Regions from separate parts of the Homo sapiens genome. Here regions 2, 3 and 4 are each linked to region 1. A link is a contact called in ENCODE Hi-C or POLR2A ChIA-PET data. All regions are on one chromosome and are shown on one strand. The core of a region is the stretch at or near the end of the contact, and the rest is flanking DNA. Distances in the headings are between cores, read along the strand shown.

Evidence for each region. Hi-C counts contacts between places; a loop is a spot of excess contacts on that map. ChIA-PET counts read pairs that join two places held with the same protein, here RNA polymerase II (POLR2A). Pooled maps may share reads with other maps.
Region 2: a map with no recorded cell type shows a loop between it and region 1 (10-fold over the local background). The contact joins the enhancer-like site here to the promoter of DFFB in region 1. A Hi-C loop is called at or near these places in 1 of 37 single-sample maps with no recorded cell type and 4 of 50 pooled maps. POLR2A ChIA-PET finds 5 or more read pairs at or near these places in 2 of 52 experiments (Caco-2 and naive thymus-derived CD4-positive, alpha-beta T cell).
Region 3: a loop to region 1 is called in a map of B cell, with 4 times the contacts of the local background. The contact joins the promoter of TPRG1L here to the promoter of DFFB in region 1. A Hi-C loop is called at or near these places in 2 of 168 maps with a recorded cell type or tissue (B cell and CD4-positive, alpha-beta memory T cell), 2 of 37 single-sample maps with no recorded cell type and 13 of 50 pooled maps.
Region 4: a loop to region 1 is called in a pooled map, with 7 times the contacts of the local background. The contact joins the enhancer-like site here to the promoter of DFFB in region 1. A Hi-C loop is called at or near these places in 3 of 37 single-sample maps with no recorded cell type and 5 of 50 pooled maps. POLR2A ChIA-PET finds 5 or more read pairs at or near these places in 1 of 52 experiments (B cell).

The regions. Positions count from the first base shown.
Region 1 is chr1:3,855,757-3,860,113 of GRCh38, forward strand. DFFB (DNA fragmentation factor subunit beta) reads left to right here and starts at 1,720. Exons shown (of 7, transcript NM_004402.4): 1 at 1,720-1,961; 2 at 2,962-3,088. The coding sequence starts at 1,848. It overlaps CEP104 (centrosomal protein 104), which reads right to left and starts at 1,455. Exons shown (of 22, transcript NM_014704.4): 1 at 1,133-1,455. RefSeq lists silencers at 1,122-1,621, 2,552-2,601 and an enhancer at 1,762-1,941.
Region 2 is chr1:4,003,852-4,008,568 of GRCh38, forward strand. All of the region lies in intron 2 of LINC02780 (long intergenic non-protein coding RNA 2780), which reads left to right. Among named protein-coding and RNA genes, the nearest start is that of LINC02780, 30 kb to the left of the region's middle. Within about 2 kb of position 3,245, at least 3 of the 41 ENCODE cell types and tissues checked have a DNase peak (open chromatin) inside an H3K27ac peak, as active enhancers do.
Region 3 is chr1:3,622,233-3,626,904 of GRCh38, forward strand. TPRG1L (tumor protein p63 regulated 1 like) reads left to right here and starts at 2,783. Exons shown (of 5, transcript NM_182752.4): 1 at 2,783-3,041; 2 at 3,192-3,283; 3 at 3,481-3,657. The coding sequence starts at 2,841. It also overlaps a transcript of MEGF6 not described here. RefSeq lists enhancers at 2,057-2,176, 3,157-3,819 and a silencer at 2,627-2,856.
Region 4 is chr1:3,676,342-3,680,655 of GRCh38, forward strand. All of the region lies in intron 1 of TP73 (tumor protein p73), which reads left to right. Among named protein-coding and RNA genes, the nearest start is that of TP73-AS3, 9.6 kb to the left of the region's middle. RefSeq lists a silencer at 3,891-4,058. Within about 2 kb of position 2,655, at least 2 of the 41 ENCODE cell types and tissues checked have a DNase peak (open chromatin) inside an H3K27ac peak, as active enhancers do.

The sequences.
Region 1 (4,357 bases), core at 470-2,969:
AGATACTTGGAATGTCACTGAAGGATGCCACTTTTAGGCTCTATAAAAATCACCATTAACAATTTGGGAAGAAGCAAAGCTCTGTTGAACATCCAGTTATTGGCTGGTCTTCCTCACCAGAGGCATGAGGGATCCCTGTTGTCCCAGGGGCAGCCATCGACATCCCGACAAATGCCAGAGTACATCTCTCCCCAGGCAGCGATGACTCCATGGCGGTCTCATCCCTCACTACACTTTTCCTAGTGCTGGCATGGTAAAAGGCAATTAACTATAAATTAAACGGAAACTCAGTGTAGCAACTTCCATTTTGTTACAAGACTAGGAAACAAAACTTGTCTCTGATTTTCTTTTTAAGAAGACTTTTAAGTGTGACTGCGCGCGGTGGCTCATGCCTGTAATCCCAGCACTTCGGGAGGCCGAGGAGGGCGTATTACTTGAGGTCAGGAGTTCGAGACCAGCCTGGCCAACATGGTGAAACCCCGTCTCTACTAAAAATAAAAAAATTAGTCGGGCTACTCGGGAGGCTGAGGCAGGAGAATCGCTTGAACCCGGGAGGCGGAGGCTGCAGTGAGCTGAGATCGTGCCATTGCACTCCAGCCTGGGCGACAGAGCGAGACCGTCTCAAAGGCTTATGGGTTTCTGATCAAGTCATCTTAGCGACTGAAAGGGCTTCAGAGAAATCTGAACTTAAGTGCAAACAAAACAAAACAAACTCCAAAACAAAAAACAACCAACCATCAGACTTTAATCTCTATAGGGACAGAGCAATTTTCCTCAAACTTTTGCTCAGCAGAACACATCTGAAACTGGCCCCCTATGTGCTACGCATCCAGAAGAGGAAAAGCCGGATCTGAAAACAATATTCCACGCTAAATGGGCCGTCCCGGCCGGGGCAGGCGGTCCCAGCACCCGTGCTGAGCTCCCCGGCATACGGCACGACGGGGCCGCGCCGGCTCTTCGGCGACAGCAAGGCCGGCATCTAACTCCACACCGTCCGCGCTTGCACCGCGCACCCAGGCTTCGTACCCAGCTCCCAGGTGGGGACCGCGCCCCCGCGGCGCCCGCGCCCCGCGCCCCGCGCCCCGCTCCCCACTCCGGCCCTGGGCCGGCGCCGCAGCGGCCCGGAAGGTACCTGCTTAGAGGGAAGGGCCCCGACTGGCGCTGCCGCGGCCCCGGTGGAGAGGGCGGCTGGGTCGGAGCGGTGCCGCGGCCCGGGGAGGCGGCCAGGCGGCGCCTCAGCACCCGGACCCCAGGGGCGTGCGGGACCCGGCTCTCGTGGACTTCCTCGGCAGCCGCCGCTTCCTCAGACGGAACTCGGGGGGCGCCCCTTCCGCCGCCCCAGGCCGCCTTGCACCCCAAGCTGCTGCGGCAGTGACAGGGAAGAAGCAGACCCGGCCACCTCTGCCCATAGCCCCGGCCGCAGCCTCCACTCTCATGACAACCAAGCCCAGCCCTGGGCCAGGGCCTCTGCGCGTGCGCGACCCCGCCCCACCCCAGGCCGCGCCTGCGCACAAGGGGAGGGCTCCGCTACTCTGGCCCTCAGGGTTGTGTAGTTTCCGGGGCCACGGCACCTGGGCACACCAGGTGGCGTCGCGCCTTTGCTTTCCTGAGCCTTCTGAGTAAGGTAATGTGGTGTCCGTGGGGCGACGCCTGCGCACAAGACCGCGTCGGGCCTCACTTTTCCCAGGCCTTCTGGGTAATGTAGTTTCCGGGATCGGCACCCGGCCTGTGCCAGCTTGCAGAGCTCACCAGGTGCAGACCCCTGCGGCCAGGGCGAGGACGGATCTGAGCAGCTGGGCAGCAGGTGCCACCGCCTGTGGGACCCAGAGGGCTTGAGGACATCTGCAATGCTCCAGAAGCCCAAGAGCGTGAAGCTGCGGGCCCTGCGCAGCCCGAGGAAGTTCGGCGTGGCTGGCCGGAGCTGCCAGGAGGTGCTGCGCAAGGGCTGTCTCCGCTTCCAGGTGCCCGCTGGGCTAGGCGGGGACGGCCCGTCGGGGAGGCGTGTGGGGAGAATAGGAGGTGCCGCTTTTCCTCTTCCAAAACGGAGGGTGCAGGCGGCGCCCGGGGCGGGTAGTTTTCGTTCGCCTCAGCCGCTAGGACCCCGGGCCCCCGCAGCCTGGGGTTCCTGAGCGTGGCTTCAGAACGCAGGGGGGTTGGGGGACGACCTGGATCACCCCTTCCCTCTTCCCACCTCTCGGGCAGGACAGCCCTGCATCAGAGCTAGGAGACCCGGGTAGAGTGCCAGGTACTGGCACGCGGGGTCACGGCTGCTCTGCCTGTCCGGCCTCAGCTTCCCCTTGAGTAACATGAAAGGCTTGGCTAGGTGGGCTCTGCAGGCCCCTTCCAGCCCTCGCAGCTGGGGATTGCAATCGTCACCTTATTCTAGGTTGGTTTTCTTTTTAGACCAGTACTAGGGTTACCAGGTGTGCATTGCCGGGGTCGGTGCGGGTGGGGTGGGAGTAGCCATAAAATGCCTAAAACTGACCAGTGCAGAGTAACAGGGAACCGGACTCCAACAAATTAACAGTGCCACGTGCCGGTCACACTTGTGCACAGAGGCAACCAACCGTTCTCCTTCGTGTGCCAGCACCGCTCTGGCGGCTGTGTGCTGGGGATGGTGGTGTTCAGCTCCTGGCAGCAGGGAGGCGGCGCTGTCAAAGACAGGCTCTATTTGAAGCGCCCTCAGGAGCTCATTTAAAAAGGGTGAATCCTGCAGAGCCAGCAGTCACCCCCTGATGTATGTTTTTCCTGACTCTTCGTATTTTAGAACGGCCCGCAGTCAGGCGCCCTTGCTCCCGCTCCCTCATCCTTGCCTGGGCGTTGGAGCGACTGTGGCATACAGGCGGCAGCCTGAGCCTGCTTCTTTAAGCACAGCTCATTCCGGTCGTTTGTGAGGCCTGCAGATGCAAAGCCCTCGTCTTGAGACCCTTCCTCCTCCTGTTGCTTCTCCCGTCCCTGCAGCTCCCTGAGCGCGGTTCCCGGCTGTGCCTGTACGAGGATGGCACGGAGCTGACGGAAGATTACTTCCCCAGTGTTCCCGACAACGCCGAGCTGGTGCTGCTCACCTTGGGCCAGGCCTGGCAGGGCTGTGAGTGGCAAGGACTTTGGAGGTGGGCGGGAAGCTGGCACTCTCCGAGGTCCTGGGGGCTTAGCTCCAGGTGCCCATCAGGGTGGGGAAGAGTCCCCCTTACTGTGAACTCTCGGGTCTCAAGGAGGAAGCCCTCTGGAGGCAGAACTGGTCAGCGTCGCTTAGGTGGCAGAGTCCTCAGTCCTCTCGTTCATGAACCCAGCTGTTCAATTGGTCGTCTTTTTCTTCAAAAAATCTTTTAATTTTATTTGCGTTCATTTGAGGTGTCCTAGCAATTCCCAAGAGCAGAGGGAGGGCTTTGGGGTTGGGGCCTGCACAGTTTCATGGGGAAGGTGGAGCCAGGAAGAGATGCTGTTCTGTTCTGCTGGGCTGAGCACCCTTCTGGAAGGACGAGGTGGTGGTTCGTGGGATGCTCTCACATTGTTCTCGGTTGGTGTTTGCTAAGATGCTGTCCTCAGGGCTCAAGTTTGGGGGCAATTGCTTTGAGAGGTGGTTCTTTCGGGGCATCTGTATTGAAGCCTCAGGACACAAAGTCCTGCCTTTCAGAACCAGCCGAATGCCAAGGTCTGCGCTTGTTTGACTCCCGTAAAAGAGAGCTTTTGGCCACTGGGGCAGGAGATGCCATCATGTGCCTTTACCTGGGAGGGTCGGCCAGTGTTGTGCAAATGGGGTCAGGCTCCAGGAGATGCTTCTGGCAGCCCAGGAAGGACATGGGTGCTCTGAGGGATGGAGCTGTGGCTCCTTGGCCTAAGGGGCAAAAAGAGAGAAGTCGAAGAGTAACATCCATGTGGCCACCTCCCCGGCTACAGTGTTGGGGGCTCCACTGTCAGCATTGAGGGGTGACGCCTCTGGTGTGTGCTCCAAGGTTGCAAACCCCCTTTCTCCACTGGGCCTTGTGCTTTTAGAGGAGGCAGCTGGAAAATGTATCACTGTGATGCCCCCTGGGGTGGCCCCTGCAGGAGGTGGGGGCTGGGCAGGGGTATGCTCAGGGTATGCCTCACCTTTGGATGTTATCTTTCTTTCCCATTTCAGGGCATAGTTGAAAGACAGCAGAGCACGTTGCTCTCTCTCTGTCTCTCCCTGCATCTCGCAGTCTCTGTCTCTCTCCTCTGTCTCTGTCTCTGGCTCTCTCTGTCTGTCTCTGTCTCTCTCTCTCTCTGTCCTTCCTTTCTCTGGCGCTTTATCCTCCTCTCTTCGCTGAGACCGCTAGTCCTCCTCCTTGTTAGACTTAAAAAAAATTTTTTTTCTTTTCTTTTATGAAAACATTGA
Region 2 (4,717 bases), core at 1,995-4,494, 150 kb after region 1:
TGAGCCTGTAGCGAGCCAAGATGGCTCCACTGTACTCCAGCCTGGGCGACACAGCAAGACTCCCTCTCAAAAAAAAAAAAAAAGTCTTAAGAAGTTTATAATTACAAACATCTGCTATTCTATTTATCCTTCCATCAGCAGGTAATAGCAACGCTATTGATAGCAGGCCAGGCCAGGAGGCTGGAACCAGGCCGCGGAATTGCGTTGTACCTGGGCTGAGCCTGGGTGTGGGTCGTTCCCCTTGCTGGGCCTCAGTTTCCTCATCTGTGCAAGGCTGGGAGTGAGGCTGGTCCATCCCTGCTTCAGCCTCTCAGGAGACTTGTCGTCTGAAGTCACTGGGACTCCACGCTCTGTCTGAGTGTCTTGGGGGACACGGAATCACTGCAGGCTCCTGAGGGCGGGCAGCAGGGGCTCCAAGCCCAGCCCTCGGATGGGCAGCCAAGCACCTTCTGCACTGGCCGCACACGGACTTCGCTGTTTAACCTCGTGCTCCTCTCAGATGAAATCCTTGCTCCAATGGGGCCTGCCTGCTCCGTGTGCCTGGAATGTTCCACGTCCCTCCCTGCCCCCTCTGCCTTAGGTCTTATCTGCCCCGTGCCTGCCCCGTCTTAGTGCCAGCTCAATTCCCTCATCTTCCACAGTGCCAGCCACTGAGTTCTGCTTTCCTGAACCTCACGCTCTCTGGCTGCCCCATATCCAGCTGCTAATCACGATAGGGATGTAGCAAGGCAGTACACGATGTTCCGGAATCTTCCCCTTCTCACCTTCAAAAGGAAAAGGGAGGTGAGGAGGTCTTCTCAGAAGGAGGAGGAGGCTTCCCAGCAAAGCCTGAAGAACAAGGGTGTGTTGAGGCCGAAGACGGGGTGCAGGCAGGATGGGCTGCTCCTATGCCTTGAATGTCTGGGGCTAAGGGGCCAGTGTCTGGGGCTCATGCTCTGCCCTGAAGCCACCAGAGGCAGAGCCCAGGCCACATGACCTTGCGTCTTGGGAGCCTGTGTACTGCGAGTCCCTCAGGGAAATAGGAAGGGCACCGGGTTTCCTGTCTCAGGCCAGGGGCACTGCACAGGCTGGGAGCGGTGGGCTCACGGCAGGCACTGGGCGCTAGCTCACTTGTTCACCTTGGAGCATTCACGGTGGGCTCTTCCACTGAACACACAGCAGCCTGCGGGAACTGGAGCAGCAGCCTCCTTCCTTTCCAGGGGACAGAAACCCAGGCACAGAGGGGCTAAATCAGCCACTCCAAGTCACACAGCTAACAAGTGCCAGAGTGGAGACTAAAACCTCAGTTGCTGCCAATGCCGGTGTCCTTAGTTTCTGCTGGGCATCTTTCTCTGTTTTGGACACAAGGGGCTCTGTGCGTCGCGGAAGGTTGGTCGGGAGCAACACAAGTTCCTCCCTGTGTGTGTGCAGGGCAGACAGACACATCCCCTGCCAGCCAGGACCCCGGGGAACAGGTCCTAGAAGAGCTGCCACATACCACAATGGAGGAGAGAGGGGAGCACGCTTCCCTCTGCAATGTATTTGCAGAATTAAACATTTGAATAGGTGTGGATAATTCACATTACAGAGAGACCTGCTGCACACGAACAGGTAGGGTGACTGCTGAGTGGCAGTCCTTTTCGATAGGGTTTGGGTTACAGCAACAGGAGGAGACCATTTCAGAGGAAGAGCAAGAGGAGTCCAGGCTGGGCATGAGGGAGGGGGATGTAGAAGGCAGGGCAAAGGCCTCACCTGCCCAGCTCAGCTGGGGCTGTCTGCATCCCCTGGAGGTCTTGGTAACGCAGGGGTGAGGGCCATGCCGGTAGCCGGGAGCTGTCTCCTGTGCTGTGGCCAAGTGGACCATGTGGAAATGCAACAGGAAGTCCCAGGCATCCCATCATTTTTCTCCACCTTGTTGGAGCAGCTCCTCTGAAGGGAGCCCCAGAGCCCTGTGCTGATGGGTCACTCGCTGCCTTCTGCAATTTCTTTTTCTTTTTCTTTTTCTTTTTTTTTTTGAGATGGAGCCTCGCTCTGTCGCCCAGGCTGGAGTGCAGTGGCGCGATCTCAGCTCACTGCAAGCTCCGCCTCCCGGGTTCACGCCATTCTCCTGCCTCAGCCTCCCGAGTAGCTGGGACTACAGGCGCCCGCCACCACGCCCGGCTAATTTTTTTGTATTTTTAGTAGAGACAGAGTTTCACTGTGTTAGCCAGGCTGGTCTCGATCTCCTTACCTTGTGATCCACCTGCCTCGGCCTCCCAAAGTGCTGGGATTACAGGAGTGAGCCACCGCTCCTGGCCTGCCATCTGCAATTTCTCCTGTTTTCTGCAATGACGGGAGGCTGGAGGCAGTGCCCCTCTAGAGCCCACAACCCCACAGCCCCTGGGCCGGGAGCTCACAGGGAAGTCTATACTTCTTCCAACTCCTGCTGGGGCCAAAGAGAGGGTCTTGGGCTACAGGGCTGCCCCATCTGTGCTGACTCTGGGGCCACCTCTGGTCCCTGGGTAGGGTGTGGGTACTGAGCAGAGCTTCACAGACCCAGTGATTCAGCCAGGGCTTGCCCGCTTGCAAGACCCCCACTTCAAAATGGAATTGGAAAGGAGGGTGTAACTAATTAGTGCCGTTGGGAGTTCCTGAAGGGCTCTGGGGGTGGCCCTCCAGGCAGGGCTGGACTCATGGGTCCAGGCGATGGCCTCAGGACTCTCTCTCCTGGACAGTCCCTCGCCTGGCTCTGTGGGCCTTTGCCTGGCCTCTCTCGCTGTGGCCTGATGCTTCCCTGCAGCTTCCAGCTCCTGTTCCTCGTCATCTTCAAGAAGGGCCCTGCCTGGCTCTGCCTGGGTCCCTGATGCACTCATTATCTACAGCTGCTCACAGGTTACCTGGTTTAGAGCAACAGACATTGATGGTCTCTCATGGTTTCTGAGCTCTAGAATCTAGGAGGGACTTAGCTGGGGGTTCTGCCTCAGGGTTTCTCACGAGGTTGCCATCAAGCTGTTAGCCAAGGCTGCCTCGTCTGAAGGTTCGACTGGGGCCAGAGGGGCTGCTTCCAGGCCCACTCACTTGCTGTCGGCTGGGCCCAGGATGCAGCTCCTTGCCTGATGGCCTCTCTGTAAGGCTGCTTTACAGCATGACTGCTTGCTGTCCCCATAATTTGAGAGTGAGGAGAGAAAGGGGTGGGGAGAGAGAGACAGAAAAAGGGTAGTGAGACAGGCAGAGAGAGACAGAGACAGAGAGATGGGGAGACAGAAAGAGACAGAGAAGCAGAGACAGACAGAAAAAGGGAAGTGTGAGAGACAGAGAGAGACAGATACAGAAGGACAGAAAAAGGGAAGTGAGAGAGACAGAGAGACAGAGAGACAGAGAAAAAAAGGGAAGTGAGAGAGACAGAGAGAGACAAACAGAAAAAGGGAAGTAGAGAGAGACAGAGACAGAGGAAAAAAGGGAAGTGAGAGGCCGGGTGCAGTGGCTCACGCCTATAATCCCAGCACTTTGGGAGGCTGAGGTGGGTGGATCACAAGGTCAGGAGATCGAGACCATCCTGGCTAACACGGTGAGACCCCATCTCTACTAAAAATACAAAAAATTAGCCAGGCGTGGTGGCGGGCGCCTGTAGTCCCAGCTACTCGGGAGGCTGAGGCAGGAGAATGGCGTGAACCTGGGAGGCGGAGCTTGCAGTGAGCCGAGATCGTGCCACTGCACTCCAGCTTGGGTGACAGAGCTAGACTCTGTCTCAAAAAAAAAAAAAAAAAAAAAAGGGAAGTGGGAGACAGAGAGAGACCAAGAGAAAAAGGGAAGTAGAGACAGACAGAGACAGAGAAAAAAAGGGAAGTGGGAGACAGAGAGAGACAAAGAGAAAAAGGGAAGTGAGAGAGACAGAGACAGAGGAGACAGAGAGAGATAGAAAAAGGGAAGTGAGAGACAGACAGAGAAAAAGATACAGAGACAGAAAAAGGGAAGTGAGAGAGACAGAGAGAGACAAAAAGAGAGAAAAAGGAAGAGAAAGACAGAGAGACAAGAGGGAGAGACAGAAATAGGGAGGTGAGGGAGACAGAGACATAAAAAGAGGATGAGACAGAGAGAGAAAAAAAGAGGAAGAGGAGAGTGACAGAGATAGATACAAAGAAGGAAACCACAGTCTTTTTATAACCTAATCTCAGAGGTGACGTCACCCTTTTGCCAGATGATCACACAGACCAGTCCTGATGCCATGGGGAAGGAACTGGGCAGGAGGTGTGAATACCACGAGGTGGGGTCACTGAGCATCACCTTGGAGGCTGGCCACCCACATGCCCAAGCTGGACCTGTCCCTGTTTCCAGCCCCAGTGGCTCCCCTGTGCCTGCAAAGTGGAGGTCACATGACTAGTACCCCTCACCTTGGATCACATGAAGAGAGGCCTGGCAGTTCTCCCCAGCGTCTGACTGCGGGTGATGGCGTGACAGACTCTTATCCGATTGCTGTCATTGAGTGTGACTGGAGGGAACATTCTCTGTTCCCGTTTCTATTTGCTAAGATATTGTTGCCCGTGCGTTCTCTCTGTTGTTAGTGTTGAGTTTCTCAGGCTTAGCTTGGAAACTGTAGCCCCGTCTAACTTCTCGTGTAGGATACTGACGTGCCTCCCTTAACGCTGCAATAAAGAAAGCTGTGCTTGGAAACGTCACCGCTAATGAAGGCATCTTCCAAGATCCTGGACTCCAGAGAGTCTGGAAAAGGTCACTTTTGTCTTAAAAGTGAGCTGTAATT
Region 3 (4,672 bases), core at 1,533-4,032, 230 kb before region 1:
GGAGGTGATTGGAGCATGGGGGCGATTTCCCCCGTGCTGTTCTTGTCATAGTTCTCACAAGATCTGATGGTTTAAGTGTGGCACATCCCACTACCCCCGCCGCCATGTAAGACGTGCCTTGCTTCCCCTTTGCCTTCCGCCATGATTGTAAGTTTCCTAAGGTCTCCCCAGTCATGTGTAACTGTGAGTCAATGAAACCTCTTTTCTTTATAAATTACCCAGCTTCAGGTAAGTTCTTCATATTAATAGCAGTGGGAAAACAAACAAACACAGTGACCTTATTTGATCAAACATGATGATGATCGACTAAAGATGAGGTCACTAGGGTGGTCCCTAATCCAACAGGGATGTTGCAGAAGAGACCCACCTGGAGAAGGTCGTGTGAAGATGGAGGCAGGGATGGGAGCAGTGCATGAGCAAGCCCAGGACACCAAGCAGGCCTGGCAGAGCAAGACATGCGTCAACCCTCAGGGCTGCAGAGGGAGCATGGCCCTGCACACTCCTTGATTTTGCACTTCTGGCCTCCAGGGCTATGAGGAAACACGTTTCTGTTGTTTTTAAAACAGTTGTTGTTTTTAAAACCAGTTTGTGATGCATTGTGACAGAAGCCCCAGGAAACTCATCCATACTGAGTGAAATTTGTTTATTGTCTAAAATACAGTCCCTCCATCATCTATCCCTCCTATCATTTCTGGAATTTATAGACATCCAAGTCACTCCCCATATCCACAGAAGGCTCAGGCACCTGGTTCAGAATCCTCATTGTCCTGCCAGCTCCCACCAGCAGTCTGCAGCCTCGGCCCCAGCCAGTGTCACTTCATCCCATTCCCTGGACATCTGGTTCCAGGACCACAGCTCCATCCTTGGCGTGGTCCAGAACTTGCTCCTACCTCTCTCCCCCATTCTCCCTCTTTCTCCCCCCCATTCTCTCTCCCTCTCTTTCTCATTCTCCCTTCTCCTCCCTCTTTCTCCCTCCCTCTCTCTGGAATCTCTGGTTCCAGTTGCCCATCACTGACTACAGCTTGCAGCTGTCCAGGTATTTCTCATCTACATCCACTCAGCTCCCTCCCGGCCTCTGTTCTTCCTCCCTCAGGGGTATTCTCCCACTCACCAGCACCTGTTGGATCCGCGGCCATTTCTAACCGGACTGGATACTTGGACCTCAAGGTCCCCGCTGGTAAGATAGCTGGGAGACACTCGTCTGTAGGTCCCTCTGGCAGGTCTTGCTGGGCGTGCCAAGAACACATTGCCCTGACCACTCTTTTCTGGGCCATTTCTCACGCCTGTGCTTGCAGTGGGCACCCTTGCCGGGGAGACAGCCTCCCTGTGGGACAAAGACCACATTGGTCCACAGGATCCAGGGTCCTGTTTTGTAGTGCACCCGCTGTGGTGCAACATGCGTCTGGGCACACCAGCGTCGCCCGTTTCCTGTTGTAGTCTTTCCTCTCTGACTCCAGGGGTATTGGGTCTTTCTGCCAGCGCCCATGCAACTTTGGCAGCCTGGCCTGTCTGCTGGCAAGTGGGGCAGAATCCCTGCACTCCACCATTCTTGGGCAACACTCCCTCTAGGATTTTGGCCTCCCTTTTCTCTCTGGTCTTTGACCACCGCTACCCAGCAAACTCCTCCATCTAGACCAGCCAGCATTGGTTTCTTCCACTCCCCCAGCTGCCGCGTGGGAGGCGCCACTGCAAACTTCCCTGGGGTCTCCCAGCTGCTCAGAGATCCCCATGCCCTTCCCTGATCAGCTCCCTGCCCGGTTCTCATCCCGGCGATTCTAAACCGTCCATCTTTACAAATACTCCGCTCCATCCCCACTCCCTGACTGAAGTAAACAGATGTATCCTGAACTCCTCATTCTCCCCCCATCTCACTCTCCTCGCCTGTGTGCACCTCGCCTCGTGTGTCTTCCTCACCTCCGAGCAGAGGGATCTGTCCTCCTGCCCGAAGGTAACCCTGACCCCTGGACTCTGCGCCTCCTTCCCGCAGCCTCCACCAGATTGCGGGTCCGTTCACCGCCCCCCTCCACACGCGCTGGGGGCACCTCCGGGAGCTGGGGCTAGCGCAGGGCACACACATGTTCCACCTCGAACTGCGAGCGCTGACCGGGATCTCTGGGCAGCCCTCTCTGTGTGCACTGGCTTGCTGAAGGCTCGCGACAGCCTGGGCCCGGGCGCGCATTCCAGCACTTTCTACCCTCCGGCTTCAGAGTGCATTGCTCTGTGGATCCGTCACGAATAAGCCGTGTGTGAAGAACGCCAGGTCCCGGCAGAAGATCGCTGCCCGGCGTGCGAACTCCCCCACGGTGCACCAGGGCCGCCGCCCTGCATCCTCCAACCTCAGCTCCCCGGCACCGCGACCCTCCGTGCAGTGCGAGCCCCCGATGGGCGCGCGCCCCCACCTGCGCTCCAGAAGGCCGAAGGGGGCATCCCACTTGCAGGGCGGGTCACCCGCTTTCCCCGCGGGCCAAGGGGCTCCAAGATTCCCAGCCCCTCCTTCCCAGCCGCTCCGCGACACCCTGGCAACCGGCTTCGGCCCCGCCCCTTCTCGTTGTGTAAACAGGAAGTGAGCCTGCGCGTGACGGTCGCTTCCGGCCCGGCGAGGGGCGGGAGCGATTGTGAACGGCGGCGGGGCAGAGCCAATCGCGGAAAACGGCAGGAGGAGAGCCAATCCCGAGGGTCGGCGGACGCGGGAAGGGGCGGAGCCAGAGGCGGGGCCGGCAAGGCGGAGCCAATCGCGGCGGTCCGCGGGGCGGGGCCGGGGGCGCGGCCGGGTGGTGGCGGTGGCTGCGGCGACGGCGGTCGCGTCGGCGTCAGGGTCGGGGTCGGTAAGGGGTGCGGCAATGCTGCAACTGCGGGACTCGGTGGACTCGGCCGGTACGAGCCCCACGGCGGTGCTGGCGGCCGGCGAGGAGGTGGGGGCAGGCGGCGGCCCGGGCGGGGGGCGGCCGGGGGCGGGGACGCCGCTGCGCCAGACACTCTGGCCTCTCAGCATCCACGACCCCACGCGCCGCGCCCGCGTCAAGGAGTACTTCGTGTTCCGGGTGAGGCAGGGGCCAGGGCCGGGGCGGGGGCCGAGGGCGCGGGGCGGGATGGGGGCGGGTGGGGTCGGAGGCGGGCGCCGGGCGGTCCCGCAGGGAGCGAGCTGTGACCTGTGATCTTTGCCCCCGTCCCCCACCCCGCAACCCGCCCAGCCCGGCAGCATCGAGCAGGCAGTGGAGGAGATCCGCGTGGTGGTGCGGCCCGTGGAGGACGGCGAGATCCAGGGAGTGTGGCTGCTTACCGAGTAAGCCGGGGCTGCGCTCTCCTTGGTGGGGGGACTCGCCCCGAGCCGCCGCGCAGCACCTTGCGAGGACTTCCCGGGGTGCTCGTGCCACGCTCAGGCGCCCCGTGCCGCCCCTGCTGCCCTTCCAGGCGGGCTGGCCTTGGCTAAGTCGAGACAGCCGCGTCCAGTGTGGACTGAGGCCCCTCCTCTGCCTACAGGGTGGATCACTGGAACAATGAGAAGGAGCGGCTGGTGCTGGTCACGGAGCAGTCCCTGCTTATCTGTAAATACGACTTCATCAGTCTCCAGTGCCAGCAGGTGGTGCGGATAGCGCTCAACGCAGTAGACACCATTTCCTACGGAGAATTCCAGTTTCCCCCTAAATCGCTCAACAAGTAAGCCTGTTCAGAGTCCAGTATCACTGGACCTAAGCACCAGAGTGGACCTTACAATTCAGCCCTTTTAAATCAGCCCCCCAAGCGGTGTGTCTTCTCTGTCATTAATTATAAGCACAAAGGCTCCAGCTCCAAATATCAATGGGAAGTTCCTTAAAAAGAAGCGACTTCTGGGCAATTGAGTGCATTAAAAGGAATTCTGGCACAGAAGGCAGCTATTAGGCTGGTAGTAAAAAGACTTACATGAGTTCAGGATGCATTGAAGTAGAGCCCAGCGTGTTAAAAAGGAACTTGGATGTTCTTCAGGAAAAGTCCAAACTCTGCATTTTTCTCCAGCCAGGGACAGATTGCATATGACACATCAAGTCTTGCTCTGGCTAATTTTTTAAAGAGAAATGGAGGGTCCCGTTGTAATTTATAGATACCACTAAAAGACAAATTTGGAAATATTTAATGACCAGCTTTCAGGAGTTGATCTTTTTGCTGTAGGATAATTTTCTGACGTGAGGAACCTAAACATTACTACAGTCAGTTAAGCTGTAGAACTTGGGTTTTTGATGGAGAGATTTGGATGGGGGATTCAGGAAGCTAAAATAAAAATTTTACCTTTTGGTTAAAACATTTAATATGACATAAGGAAAAGGAAGATTACACTTCCTTTTCACTCATTTGGCTAGCCTATCTATAATTATTCCCTTTTTTTTTTTTTTTTGAGACGGAGTCCCACTCTGTCACCCAGGCACCAGTGGTGCAGTCTTGGTTCACTGCATCCTCCACCTCCTAGGCTTAAGTGATCCTCTCACCTCAGCCTCCCAAGTAGCTAGGACTACAGGTGCCCGCCACCACACCCAGCTAATTTTTGTATTTTTTGTAGAGATGGGGTTTTGCTAGGTTGCCCAGGCTGTTCTCAAACTCCTGGGCTCAAGAGATCCGCCCATTTTGGCCTCCCAAAGCGCTGGGATTATAGATGTCAGCCACCGTGCCCAGCCAGTATTCCTGTTTATTAATTTTTAAT
Region 4 (4,314 bases), core at 1,405-3,904, 180 kb before region 1:
GGGAGGGGATAGAAGATGGGGGGCTAGGGGACAAAGGGAAAGGGGACAGGGAAGGAACCTATGGGGGACAGGGAGACAGGGGGACAGGGAGAGGACAGAGGAACAGGGGACAGGGAGGGGATGCTTGGGGACAGGGAGGGAATGCTTGGGACAGGGCAGGGGGACAGGGGGCTGTGGCTTTCGTGGGAAGCTATGGAAGACGAGGCCAGAGGGGTTGGGCAGGGTGAGATGAGAGAGGCTGAGAGCCCCTCACCGGCTGCGGACTCCTCCCCACAGGGCAGAGGGGAGCATTCGGGTGCGGCCAGGCCATCAGAGGACCTGGGCTTGGCTGGAGTCCCAGCTCCTCAGCCCTCAGTAGCTTTGGGCCAGCCACTGGGCCTCCTGGCCTCCACTTGCTCATCTCTGAACTGGGGCAGGGTTGGCGTGTGAGCCTGAGGCCCTGCAAAGTGCCTGGCCAGCCTCAGCTCGGAGCCATGGCACAGCACCCCCTCTCCGCCACGGCCCCGACAGCTGGGCGTGCGTTCTGCTGTGGGCAGCTGCCCTGAGCAACGTAGGGTGCTAAGCAGCATCCCTGTCTTGCACACTAGATTCCACAGCACCCTCTGACCCCGTGGAAAATGTCCCCACATGGGAATATCCTCTGGGGGTGGAACTGCCCCTGGTGAGAACCCCTAGGCTGAGACCTCAGAAGGCCCTGAGTCAAACCGAGAAGTCATCAGAGAGCCTTGTTTTCAGCTCCAGGGAGCTTGGGCAGGCTGGTTTTCTGGGCCACACAGTCCCCTCCCCAGCCCACCTGTGCTCCGTGGGTCCCGGGGAAGCTGTGGGGGCCTAATTGCTGGTGTGAGTTCCTTTCCTGTTCTGAGTCACACGTGTGTGGGGGCTCTCCCTGTGGTGCAGCTGGTACAGCGGCCCCTGGAGTTGAGGATCCAAGCAGGCTGAGGTCTGGGTTTGCCGGAGGGCCCTCGGTGGCTGGTCTTTGTCCTGCTCCCACTGCTGTGGGCACTGTAGGACTTGGAACGCTGGTCACCTTTCCAGCCTGGCAAAGGGAGGGGACTTGTCTGAGGCCTCATGGAAGTTGGGGCAGGGTCGAGGTGCCCTGCTTCCTGGGTGTGCCAGCAGCCTACAGCCTGGCTACAGCGTAACCAGGAACACCCAGCACAACTGTCCTTTGCAACTCTGTGCCCTGACTTGATGGTGCCAGGGCTGGGGGGGTGCCGGCCAGCAGCTCCCCAATGACCACCCCCAAATGCTGTGGCCACACAAAGCCTTCCACTGCAAGACCTGTGGTAATACACACTGGACGCCCCTGTTACAACTGAGAACTCATTTATTTCATTTCCTTCCTTCCCTTTTTTTTTTTTTTTTTTTTAGAGTTGTGGTCTAGCTCTGTTGCCCAGACTGGAGTGCAGTGGTGCAATCATGGCTCACTGCAGCCTCGAGCCCCTGGGCTCAAGTGATTCTCCCACCTCAGCACCCTGCGTGGTTTGGACTGCAGGCACATGCCATCACGCCCTCATGCCCAGCTAATATTTTTTTAAGTTTTTGGAGAGCTGAGGTCTCCCTGTGTTGCCCAGGCTGGTCTCAAGCCCTTGGGCTCAAGTAATCCTCCCTCCTTGGCCTCCTAAAGTGTTGGGATTACAGTTATGAACCACTGCACCCAGCCCATCCCTCCTAGACTAAATCTTCTTAGAAAAACCTACACTTCCAATAATGTATTTGCATTTTATGATGTTGATAAAACTTCCTAAAGATGTCTTATGAAATTGGTCTCCTTTCCCCATTGATACACATGATTTTTAAAACTATTGGCAACGTTTCAAAAGCAATTTCTGTTTTGTCCCAGAACCGTGATCCCCTTGTGAACGAATTTTCAAATTAAAAGGCAAATGGTTGGGAAAATTGGATTTAATTGAAAGGCCATTTTATTAGAATTGACTTATTTTTCTCGCCACTGGGATCCTTGCCTGAAAGGCGGCTGTGGGCAGAGGGCACATACTCCCCCTGCCCCAGCGCAGCGTCCCTGCACCCCCAACAGAGCTTCCTGTTCCTCATGCCCAGTACTCCCAGATGCCTGCGGAGCCAGTCATCAGCTCAGGTGTGTGAGGCCGGTTGGGGGAGCCCCTGCCTGGCGCCTGTGCCTGTGAGCAGTGTTCCTGTGGGGCCCTGGGACCAATGCTACCAGCGTTGGCGTTTTCCCAGGAAGTTGGGAATCAGGCATCTCGTGGCTTCCGGTTCAAGTTCCTCCGTGTGCTTTAAGTCTGGGCAGGTTTCCGGGTCCTGGTTTTGGCTAATGAGGAACCCGATTCCCATGGGGGAGGCCGGTGGCTGCAGCAGGGCCCCGAGCAGTGGCAAGGCTGGCCCTCATGACAGTGTCCTCCTCAGGGGGCCTGTCCCAGGCTCTTCATGACTCCCCTGGAGGCTTGTTAAAGGGGCAGATTCCTGGGCCCTGCCCCAGCCCCACTGTGGGGAGGGGTGTCCTGGAAGATGCATCTGCCCAGGGCTTCCGGCTGGTCCACACGCCTGCACCTGGAGGCCCACTGCCCACATCTCAGGCAAACAGGCCTGGGGATGTTTGGGGACCCAACTCCTGGCGTGGAGGAAGCCCCTTTCCCACCCCACATGCTCCTGGTGGTGGCCTGTCCTGTGAGCCTGGAGGGCCGGACGGGTGGGATCGGGGACCCACGACCACGCTCGCTGGCCTCTGTCCTGTGCCCAGGCAGGGATGAGAGGCCAAGCTGGTGTCCTGCAGTGCACAGTGGGTGCCGGTCAGGGGATGTGGAAGCTGGGTCTCCGGCAGGCAGAGGCGCGCTGACAAGAAGGGTCGCTGTTCCTCATTCAGGGTTCAGTGGGAAGAGAGGGTGTCGCTTCAGGGGGAGTTCACAGGATGCCGACTTGAAAATACAGCCAACGCCCATGTCCCAGGCATAAGATCACAAATCATGTTTTGCCGACCAGTTCCTGTGAGCCCTGAGCCCTGCGCGGAGGGATGCCCCGTGCACACCTGTTCACGGAACCCCTGGACCTCCAGTAGGGGTGCGGCGGGATGCCGTCGGCTCCCACGCTGTCTGTCTCCCTGTCCCTCTCTCTTTCCCTCTGTTTCTCTGTCTGTCTCTGTCTGTCTCTGTCTCCCTGTCTCTCTCCATCTCTCTCTGTCTCTCTCCCTGTCTCTCTGTCTCTGTCTCTCTCCATCTCTCTGTCTCTCTTTGTCCTTGTCTCTCCCTGTCTCTGTCTCTCTCACTCTCTGTCTCTCTTTGTCCTTGTCTCTCTGTTTTGTCTCTCTTTGTCCCTGTCTCTCTGTCTCTGTCTCTCTCTCTCTTTGTCCTTGTATCTCTCTGTCTCTCTTTGTCCCTGTCTCTCTCTGCCTTTGTCTCTCTCCGTCTCTCTTTGTCCCTGTCTCTCTCTGCCTTTGTCTCTCTCCGTCTCTCTTTGTCCTTGTCTCTCTGTTTTGTCTCTCTTTGTCCCTGTCTCTCTGTCTCTGTCTCTGTCTCTCTTTGTCCTTGTATCTCTCTGTCTCTCTTTGTCCCTGTCTCTCTCTGCCTTTGTCTCTCTCCGTCTCTCTGTCTCTCTTCCTGTCTCTCTCTATCTCTTTCCCTGTCTCTTTCTGTCTCTCTTTGTCTCTCTCTTTGTCCCTGTCTCTCTGTCTCTCTTCCTGTCTTTCTCTTTCTTTGTCCTTGTCTCTCTCTCTCTGTCTCTCTCTTCCTGTCTCTATCCCTGTCTCTATGTCTCTGTCTCTCTTTGTCCTTGTTTCTCTCTGTCTCTCTGTCTCTGTCTCTCTCTGTCTTTGTCCCACCTTAGCCTTGGGAGGGGACAGCTCACAGGCTGACAGATGAGGTCATGTGTCCTGAGCATGAGGTTTTCAGGTCTCACCCACGCTGTAGCATGTCAGAGCTTCGTTCCTTTTCATGGCCGCGTAATGTTCCATTGCTTGCTGGCACCACATCTCCTGTGCCCGGCCCTCTGCTGATGGGCGTCTGGGCTATGTGCACCGTTCAGCTACCAGGAATGGTGCTGCTGTGAAGGGAGCTGGGATTTTGTCATCCACCTGCTGTGGATGGCAAGTCCATTTCCATCTCTGGACTCAGGTGGCCCATCTACAAAATGAAGGGGATGCGACCCAGAGGCCTCTGGCGGCAAAACCTTCCCAGGCTTGTCCTCTTGGATCTAAGGGAATTTCTTTCCTCCGAGTCCAGCCCCTCCAGTGCTCCTGCCCTTCAGGAAACATGCCTGGGACCCCTCACTTGTGCCCACCCAGCCTTGGCCCACATACCTGCACCAAGAGGCTACCCTACTCATACTGCTCAGCCCAAAGGGACC